Linked DNA regions of Homo sapiens: region 2 is linked to region 1. The links are chromatin contacts, found by Hi-C in ENCODE. All regions are on one chromosome and are shown on one strand. The core of a region is the stretch at or near the end of the contact, and the rest is flanking DNA. Distances in the headings are between cores, read along the strand shown.

What was found. Hi-C counts contacts between places; a loop is a spot of excess contacts on that map. Pooled maps may share reads with other maps.
Region 2: a map of thyroid gland shows a loop between it and region 1 (7-fold over the local background). The contact joins the promoter of FAM238B here to the enhancer-like site in region 1. A Hi-C loop is called at or near these places in 1 of 168 maps with a recorded cell type or tissue (thyroid gland), 1 of 37 single-sample maps with no recorded cell type and 7 of 50 pooled maps.

The regions. Positions count from the first base shown.
Region 1 is chr10:27,316,887-27,322,089 of GRCh38, reverse strand. It overlaps the pseudogene ODAD2P1. Among named protein-coding and RNA genes, the nearest start is that of LINC02673, 24 kb to the left of the region's middle. Within about 2 kb of position 2,014, at least 14 of the 41 ENCODE cell types and tissues checked have a DNase peak (open chromatin) inside an H3K27ac peak, as active enhancers do; they include thyroid gland, where a contact is called at or near this core.
Region 2 is chr10:26,640,893-26,646,095 of GRCh38, reverse strand. It overlaps FAM238B (family with sequence similarity 238 member B), which reads right to left and starts at 2,988. Exons shown (of 5, transcript NR_026794.1): 1 at 1-2,988. LOC105376461 (a long non-coding RNA gene) reads right to left here. Exons shown (of 4, transcript XR_930764.2): 3 at 5,066-5,203; 4 at 3,138-4,587.

The sequences.
Region 1 (5,203 bases), core at 765-3,264:
TATGTTGCCTAGGCTGGTCTCGACATCCTGGCCTCAAGCGATCCTCCCACCTCGGTCTCCCAAGGTTCTTGGATTACAGGTATGACCCACTGTGCCTGGCCTGGTATTATATTTACAATTTCTTTGGCTATAAAACCTGGTACTATTGTAGATATTATGTTTTAAATACTACCATCAATACGGCAAGAAAATGTCTTCGAGGGTAGCTAACACTCCAACATCAAAACGACAACCTTGATCACTTTCAGTTACACATAGGCCATTTTTATACATCTGTACTGGCTCTTTTCATTTGTCTAAGGGCAGCAAAATAGACTAAAGTTGTTTTCAGACTGCATAAGAGAAGTCTGTTCTTTAGCAGTTACCTGCACAATTCACATAATGTTTTTAACTTCCTCAACTCATGCTTGGCCTAGTTGTGTCAAAAGAACTACTTGTGAATTCCATATGTCCAATTGGTAGGTTACTGTTTTTTCTCAAGAGTTTAGCTATACAGTAATGTTGAAAGTCTTGAGGAACTTCATCTGCTGACCCTACTTAGCCTTGCAATACTACAGCACCTTTTTATTTATTTATTTATTAAAGACAGAATCTCGTTTTGTCACCTAGACTAGAGTGCAGTGGCGCAATCTCGGCTCACTGCAACCTCTGCCTCCTGGGTTCAAGCAATTCTCTTGCTTCAGCTTCCCAAATAGCTGGGAATACAGACATGCACCACCATGCCCAGCTAATTTTTGTATTTTTGGTAGAGGTTTAGTAGAGGTTTCACCATGTTGGCCAGGCTTGTCTGGAACTCCTGACCTAAAGTGATCCACCCCTCTCGGCCTCCCAAAGTGCTGGGATAACAGGCGTGAGCCACCCCACCTGGCCTACAGCATCATTTTAAAAGCAACATTTTCTGTTTTAATGTGGCCAAGCAATCTCTATATGAAAATGGCCTGACAAAATTGTGTAGTGCCATACTTGCCAACTGTGTGAGCTTGAGTGTGATACTTATTTGACAATATGGTATTTCCTCTATGTGTTTCCTTATCTTTAAAAAATAAAAAAAGGACAAATGATAATGTCTTAGTCATAGGATTGTCAAGTACAATCTGAGTGCTTATTGCTACACTCTACTTGGCAAATTATACCTGTTGGATGTTTCTTAACATATAAACCTAATCTAAACCAGGTAAGCTACAGGTACTTATTAACAATCTTTGCTTGTAAAGCACTTTGCATATTTTTACATACTATTCTTCAAGATGCAAAAAACACCATCAAACTGGCTTATTTTCTCAGATGTCTTTACATGGTCTATGATGTCTTCATTCCATAAAAAAACCCACACGATTAAATATGAAATTAATGTACCCAGCTATGAGGCTATCGCATTCTTTAATGCAAGAAGAATAAGAAAATACATGAATCAGAGAACTGCAGTTACGTACTTGCTGGTCTGTTTCCTCATTAGAGTGAATTTTTTGAGGACTAAATTGCATTTCTGTATCTCTAATGCTTACCCATTATCTCACTGGCTCTGTGTGTTTGAGTGCATGCGCTGAGTCCTTAATTATATCACTTATTTTCTGTTAGAAACACGCTGTCTCTCAGCACCGGAACAGCACCCGTAGATCTGGCCTTGGAGCTAAGGAAAGAAGGTCTCTCTAACCCATAAGGGGTACCAATCCTGTACAGACCCCGATATCTCCCGGGCTGGGTACACGCAGGTTCACACCCAGGTGTGAGCGAGATTGCCAAACTATACCTATAAGGCATTCAGAGGAGAGAGTCCAAAAGTCGAGAGAACGGACTAATTTAGCTAATTTCACAATAGCCCTGATCGTGGTCGGACTTGTTCCTAGGAAGATGCGAGAGGCTGGCCCTTCCTTCAAGAGCAGATTGCAAAAGGCAGCAGACCAAGTCAAGGCAGGTCACTGCCAAGAGAAGCAGAAGCGGAAACCATCGCCTCTGGCTTAGGCTGCAGAGCGGGAACCCGATTCTCTGAGTCATGTTTCTACCTAAACACGGAGAACAAAAGAGTTAGTGACTGTAAGGGTGGCGCGCCGTGCTATTTCTTGCTACTGAATGGTCCCCACTGGGACATTTTTGCTATGATTGCAGGCGTGGCCAGTGCCCCTGCACGGATTCCGGGAAGGGGTGGGGATAGGAGGTTCGCCCCGGGGAAGGTCACGCTCGGCGGACCCCGGGCTGGGCCTCCCCTCGCCCCTGCCCCGCCGCCTCCCCAGAGCGGCCGCTGTCCCCGCTGGCTGCGGACGGGCGGGCGCCAGAGGTCCCCAGTGCTGGCAGCCTGGTCGCACGCGGGGAAGAGCGAACCGCGGCCCTGGGCGCGGCCGAAGCGCCACTACTGTCTCCTCAAACTATATCTTTTCTTCAAATAAGGAGGAAATTCTTTCGCAAGACAAATAATGAGAAAAACACACTCAAAAATCACATTGAATCAGTGTTTGAAAGGAAGACAGAAAATACTCAGTTTGACTAAACTGTGTATAAAATACCACCTTGTTTAGTTATTTTAGGCAATACCAAACCTTTGTTTTAACCAATTAAAAAAAATCTTGGCCCAGTATGGTGGCTCTCGCCTGTAATCCCAGCACTTTGGGAGGCCAAGGTGGCTGGATCTCTTGAGCCCAGGAGTTTGAGACCAGCCTGGGTAATGTGGCAAAACCCTGTTTCTACAAAACAAAATTCAAAACTAAGCCAAGTGTGGTGACATGCACCAGTAGTCCTAGCTACTCAGGAGGCTGAAGTGGGAGGATCCCTTGAGCCTAGGAGGCGGAGGTTGCAGTGAGCCGCTGGACTCCAGCCTGGGCGACAGAGCCAGACCTTGTCTCAAAAGAAAAAATATATATATTGGCTGGGCACATGGTTCATGCCTGTAATCTCAGTACTTTGGGAGGCAAAGAGGGGAGGATCGCTGGATCCCAGGAGTTTGAGACCAGGCTGGGCAGCGTAGCAGGACCTCATCTCTAAAAAAACAATAATAATAAAATAGCCAGGCACGGTGGTGCACACCTGTTTTCTTTTCCTTTGCAGCACTTATCTCCTAATATTCGATATAACTTATTTGTTTTGTTAATTTGTCTCTCCTACTAGACGTAAGCATCTTGCGGCCACAATTATTTTTCCTGGTTTTTTTTTGTTGTTGTTGTTGTTTCCATTGCTGTGCCCTTAGCACTTAGAACAGTGTCTGGCACACAATGAGCACCTAAGTACTCAATAAATATTTAATAAATATTTGTTGAATGCATGAACTCTGCAGGGAAAAACAGGTACAAACCTGATAGAGACAAGGGTGGGAGCAAGATGGCTTAATGAATATCATTTTATATCACTTTGATTTTGAACTATATAACTGTATTACCAATATATTTTTAAATTAAGGAAACCATAGATGGAATGTAAAATTTTTATCTTTATTGAAACAATATTTTTGCTACCGGGGTTAATAAAATCACTATATACCTTGACTTCCATCTGGAATCTTGTTGTACTGAAAACAGGGTCAATTTTAGATTGGAGGAGTTGGGGGAGAGGAAGGGTAGGAAGAGAAATATATTTTGTCTTCCAGCAAATACATTAGAGACACAGAAATGTTTAAAATGTTGTCCCTGGCTTCCAGGAGCTCAATGACTAGTAGTTGGATCAATCAGTATTTAACGTTCAATATAATACTAATGTACTCAGAATATTATTCTTGCTTATTCATATATATACATATGATATTTCAATTTAAGCAATTATAAACATTGCAAATTTTTCTATTTATTCTTTATTGCTGCATTAAAAAAAAAGCAACCATGTTCCTTTTTCTCTTCAGTCGAAATTCAGAATAAGAGACCACGCAGTAGATAGACAGAGATTAAAATATCAGCTTACTACGGATAAAAGCTAGCCTGGAGAATATGGCTCAGGCGGTAGATAAAGAGGCATGATGATATGTTACATGCAAATGAATATCAATCAACTGTTGGAGCAAAATAAAAACTGTACTAACAGTTATGCAAAGATTCAGAGAATATATCACCTATCCATCCTGTTTGGGCAAAACACTTAAGAAAATAATCAAGACAGGGACTTGAAGATGGAACCATGAAAAAAGGGTGGTGGTGAGCAGAGAAATGGGGGAGTGTCAAAGGCAAAGACACTTTAAACAGAACAGATACACTTCAAGGGAAAAACTAATAATCTGAAGTTCAAAATATTAAACTATCTCAGCAAAATCTAGCAGCTACGTAACTAGATGCAAAACATAAAAACATTCTAAAGGTCTCATCTATTGGGATGAAGGGGAAAGCAATGGACAAATAGAATCTTAGTGAGGAAAAAATCGAAAAACTTGTTTTCCCATGAAAGTGGCAAATAAAGAAGATAACTATGAATGGAATTGTAGAATTGTTTTTCAGTCAAGTTTCCAAATCAACAGCAGTGTGGGGTATCGGGGAAAAGAGTGGATTTCAAATCAGAAAAAGATAAGAAAGTCTAGGGGAGGCCAACAGTAAAATAAAGATGAAGCACAATGTAAGACAGAAGGAATAAATCACATATATCAATTGTTATAATAAATGTGATCAGTCTGCGTACTTCTATTAGGACGGAAACTATCACATTAATCAGAATATGTTTATACCATGTTTGTTTTTATAAGAAGAACACTTTAAAACAAATAAAGATAGGTAGATAAAGGTAAAAAAAAGGTGAGAACAAAGCAAACTCAACAAAAAGAAAGCACGAATGGCAATATTAATGTCAGGTGAATTGAAATCAATAGTTATAAGTATAAATCAGAATAAATAGAATCATTGTTAAGATAAAAGCTATTTTTTGAAGAAAATATAAGTAAAAAATCTGTATGTACAATAATACACAGTAAAATGTGTACATTTTAAACAATTAAAAAAAAAACTTGGATAAAAATATAATTAAAGTAGGAGCTTTTAATACACATCTCTTAAGAACCTAACTTATCTCTGTAATCCCAGCATTTTGGGAGGCCAAGGCAGGCAGATCACCTGAGGTCAGGGGTTTGAGACCAGCCTGGCCCACATGGTGAAACCCCGTCTTACCAAAAGTACAAAAAAATTAGCTGGGCATGGTGGCAGGTGCCTGTAATCCCAGCTACTCGGGAGGCTGAGGCAGGAGAATAGCTTGAACCTGGGAGGCGGAGACTGCAGTGAGTAGAGATTGCACCACTGCACTC
Region 2 (5,203 bases), core at 1,739-4,238, 680 kb after region 1:
CTTGGACCTTCGCTTGCCCCCAAGTCTGCAGAGCTCAACAACTATTGCCTCTTCCTTGCAAAGGCATGTCTGGCACAGGCAGCCCTGGGCCATGGGGCGGCACTGTGCTAGCAACCTGCACCCTACACCCTGCCTCACCCCCATATCCTGAGCTGATTAGTCTGCTAAGAAAAACCTGCCAACATCTCTGGTTTATTTTAGGAGGGCCTGGGGGCAACAAGCCTGAGAGCTGTGACTGGGGGAGGAGAGAGCACAAACGGATTCATCCTCCTTCTGCCACTGCCCAACAATTGAAGACCACCAACTGAAGAGAAACAACTGAGGGTACCAACTGAGTGCACTAACCGAAGGCAACCAATGTGGGCATCCACTGAAGGCCACCAAGTGAAGGCCAGTTGCCCTGCCAACCAGACCACATCCTGGTTCAGAGGAAACAATCAGGTCCAGAATCCCCTGCATGCATCCCCACAATCCTGGAACTTGAGAGCACAGGCATATGGCTCACAAGGCCCTGCCCTGCCAGCAGCCCCGCCCCACCTTTCATTCATGCTGGCTGCTAGGACCTTTCAGGTTTCTCACTGTGATGAAGTTCCTAGGGATCATCACCTTACAATGAATGATGCTAAAATTACTGAAACCAAATCTGCCTCATGCAGTGTCTGAGATTCATAGAACCGCCATTTCTCCATAATCTCTGAAACATCAACAAACTAGAAATAAGAGAGATTTCTGCAGGTGCTTTCAGAAAAAACATTGCCATGAGCTAAGCCTACTCTCTAATTCAAGTTATATTTCATATGTATACATATATATCCCATTCACATATATTTGATTTACATTTTTGAAAATGACACACATGTTCAATCAAATTAGCAAGACTAACAGGAGAAATTTTCTAACATTTACACACTACATCACATTTTTCTAATGATCACTTTGACAAAGCAGCTTAGAATCTATGGTTTCAACAAAGCAAGAGGCTTACGTAACAGAAAACCACCACAAAATACAAGATTTTCAATGTGATCATCATTGCTACTGTTAACTAGAAATTACCCAGTAAATGCATTGTGAACTGCTTTGTGACTATGGTGATTTATCTAGTCTTTCTGATCATTGGTTTGATTGTCTAAGAAATAGGAGTATCCCTAATTTTATAAACTTGGTCTAAAAATTTGTGGTCTAAAAAGGAGAGAAAGATAATCCACTTTATCCACATATTGAACACTTACAAAATAGTAGACATTTTGTCCAGACTTTTACACACTTACCTTATAGAAGCCTCATAATAACCCTCTCTTTTAAATTACAAGCATTTTGCCATGGTTTTTACACACTTACCTTATGGAAGCCTTACAACAATCACATCTTCTATAGATGAGCAAACTGAGGCTCAGATGAGTTAAAAACACATTCACCATCACATCATAAAGAGTGATGGAAGTGGTATTCAAATCCAGTTTTCTCTAACGCCAAAAATGGTGCAATTTAAGGAGGACCAAATTATACCCAGAACATGGAGAGATGAGAACATGTGGATTCTCTTTTCTAACCCCTTGTGTGTGAATTTCAGTGGCTTGCACTGCCTCAGGACAATCCTAAACTCCCTCCCAGGTTTTCTTGCAGTGGTTCCCTTTTCCTTGAGGATGATGAGGAATCTGCATATTTAGACCACAAGCATCACCTTTTAACAGGTGTGGTGATCACGAAATGAAATTTGCTAGGCCATATGTTACTAAGTGTGAATTGTCCAGCTTCTCTGCAATAAATAAAGGGGCTATTCCATGTAAAAAATCACATCATCCACTAAATTTGTGCAGAAAGATTTGGAACTATGCTGCAGGAGCATCTTACTGACAGCTGTGCAGGAAGACCAGGCAAAACACACAAAGCAGGAGCAGCTCCCAAGGCCAGGTGTGGTGGTTCTTGCCTGTCATCCCAACAAAGCGGGAGGCCAACGTGAGTGAATCACTTGAGGCCAGGGGTTTGAGACCAGCCTGGGCAACACAGTGAGACCCTGTCTCTATGAGAAATCATTTTTTATTATTAGAATCAAGAAGAGTACCTCTAACCCTCAGCCATTACTTTAGGAGAGAGAGCTCTGCTCTACAACGAAAAATATGAAATTGGGAGTCCCAATGTGGCTACTTAAGTTTAAATACAAGAGCTGTCGCATATTTCCTCTACCGTAATGAAATCTGTAGCATACATTTTGTAATCTGAAGTCTTAGTTTTGACCAGCCTAAGAAAAGAAGAAGAGGGCCCAGAAGTGGGCATTTGGACAGGGCAAGGGAAAGTAACCAGCTGGATGCAACAGGGAAAGAACAATGGATGGGGAGTGGAATCAGAGCAAGTCCTCCTGCTTGGGGCCTGGGCCTAGGAAAGCAAACTAGAGGCAGGAGGGAGGAGCCCTAGGCTGTGGGTGCCTCTGGGGGGAACCATGGGTGAGCAACTGCCAAAGGAGCTCCTAAGGCCAAGCGGTATCTGTAGTCTCCCTACCTTTTGGCGTCTTCTGGTCGTCATGACTCCTGAATCAGACGGGGCAGGCTCCAAAGCAGTGGACTCTGGCGCTACTCCCACCACCACCTCGTGGATCGCAGAGCTGCAGGACTGCTCCAAACACCGCATCCTGAGCTGGCCCCGCTTGGGGTGGCATTAAGGGACAGCTTGTTCCGGGTGCCTCTGCTCCTCTGTGCTGGGGTCTGCGCCTCTGCTGGCCGCCGACTCATAGATGTCAGAGCCTCAGGACGGCTCTGCAGAAGCCCTGTGAGGGCCCTGAGTGGGGCTGGCCTTGGTGCACATGCGACAAGTCAGCGTGGTCCCCATGGGGCACCTCTGCTCTTCTCAGGTCGCTTGGTCCTTCCTTGCCCCGACACCTGCAGAGCTGAGCACCTGCCACCTCTCCTCAGGAAAGGCAACCGAATGCCACCAACTGAAAGCACCCACTGAAGGCACTAACTGAAGGCCGGTTGCCCTGCCAACCAGATCGCATCCTGCTTAGGAGGAACCAATCAGGCCTTGAGTTCCCTCCACGCACCGCCCTTCCGTTTATGACGTGGAAGTCCAAGCACTGGCTCACAAGGCCCCGCCCCCACAGCGACCCCGCCCCCACGGCAGCCCCGCCCCCACAGCGGCCCCATCCCCACAGCAGCCCGCCCCACCTTCCATTTATTAGTAGCTGGTAGCAACTTTCAGATTTCCTCACTGTGAATTATGAATATGAATTATGCGCAAATTACTGTACACTAATGTGCCTCATGCAGTATCTGACATTCAAACATCCCCTTGGCCCCGTTGTGACTGATTTTTTTTGGAAACTAGAAATAATACAGATTTCAGCAGGTGTTTTCAGAAGAAAACATTGCCATGAGCTGAGATTACTGTATGATGTCAAGTCTTATTTCATATATCAATACATATTCACATTCATAATCCAAAACGCACATATTCAATCAAATTAACAAGACTAACAGTGGAAATTTTCTAAAATTTATACACTAAGTGCATCACATTTTTCTAATGAACACTTTTATAGAGCAACTTAGACTCTATGGTTTCCACAAATGAAGAGGCTCGTGGAAGAGAAAACCACCACGTAATACAAGATTTTCAATGTGATCATCATTGCTACTTTTAAGTAGCAATTACCCAGTAAATATATTGTGAACTGCTTTGTGAGTATGGTGATTTATTTCAACTTGTTGGTCCTTTGATTATCTTAAAAATAGGAATAATGCCAATTGTATAAACTTGTTCTAAAAATAAAAGGAGAGAAAAATAATCCTCCACCTTCATATATTGTACAATTACAAAATTAAAGGCATTGTGTCCAGATTTTTACACACTTACCTTATTGAAGCCTCATAACAACCTGTCTTTTAAATTACAGGCATTATTCCCAGATTTTTACACACTAAACTAATACAAGCCTCATAAGAATCACTTCTTTTACAGATGAGCAAACTGAGGCTCAGAGGATTTAAAAACTCATTCACCATCACTTTGTAGTGAGTGTTGGAACTGGGATTCAAATCCAATTCTCTCTGACCCCAAAGGTGGTGCACCTTCATGAAGACCCAATTATACCCTCCACATGGAGGGATCAAGACATGTGGATTCCCTTGCTCTGCCTTCTTATGGGTGAATTTCAATGGCTTTCACGGCCTCAGAACAATCCTAAACTCCCTCCCTGGTTGCCTGCAGTGGACATCACTTCTTCTTTTTTATGATTAGGAATCTGCATCTTTGGACCACAAGCATCTATAAACAGTTGTTTTGATCAAGAAACAAAATTTTCTAGGCCTTAGGTTACTAACTGTGAATTGTCTAGCTTCTCTGCAGTAAACAAAAGGCTCTTCCATGTAAAAATATCACAGGATTGTGTAGAAAGGTTTGGAACCATACTGCAGGAGCATCTTACTGACAGCTGTGCAGGAAGATTAGCCAAAACACACAAAGCTAGAGCACCTCCAAAGGCCAGGTGTGGTAGTTCCTGCTTATCATGCCAGCAAAGTGGGAGGCCAAGATGGGTGGATCAGTTGAGGCCAGGAGTTTGAGACAAGCCTGGGCAACACAGTGAAACCCTGTCTGTACAAAAAATCATTTATTATTATTAGAATCAAGAAGATTACCTCTGACCCTCTGACATTGCTTTAGGAGAGAGGGCTCTGGTCTAGAACTCAAGATATGAAATTATGAGTCCCAGTGTGGCTACTTAAGTTTAAATACAACAGCTGTCAGACATTTCCTCTACAGCAATGAAATCTATAGCATACATTTTGTATCCTAAAAATGTGGTTTTCAGACAGCCTAGGGGAAGAAGTGGAGTGCCCAGAACTGGGCATTGGGGTAGGTAGGAGGAAAGAAACTGGCTGCACACAGCAGGGAAAAAAGAAGGGGTGGGGAGGTGAGGCAGAGCCAGTCCTCCTGCTTGAGGCCTGGGCTTAGGATAGCAAACTAGGGGCAGGAGGCAGGAGCCCCAGGCCTTGAATGCCTCTGGGGGAACTTTGGGCCAGCAGCAACCAGAGGAGTTCCTAAACTTAAGTGGTATCCGAAGCCTCCCTACCTTTGTGTGTCTTCTGGTGGCCAATGTGCTGCAGTCAGGAACCTCGCTGGCTCCCAAATTCGATTGGGCAGGCTCCAAAGCAGTGGGGTCCGGTGCTACTACCACCTCTACTTCGTGGATCTCAGAGCTGCAGGACGG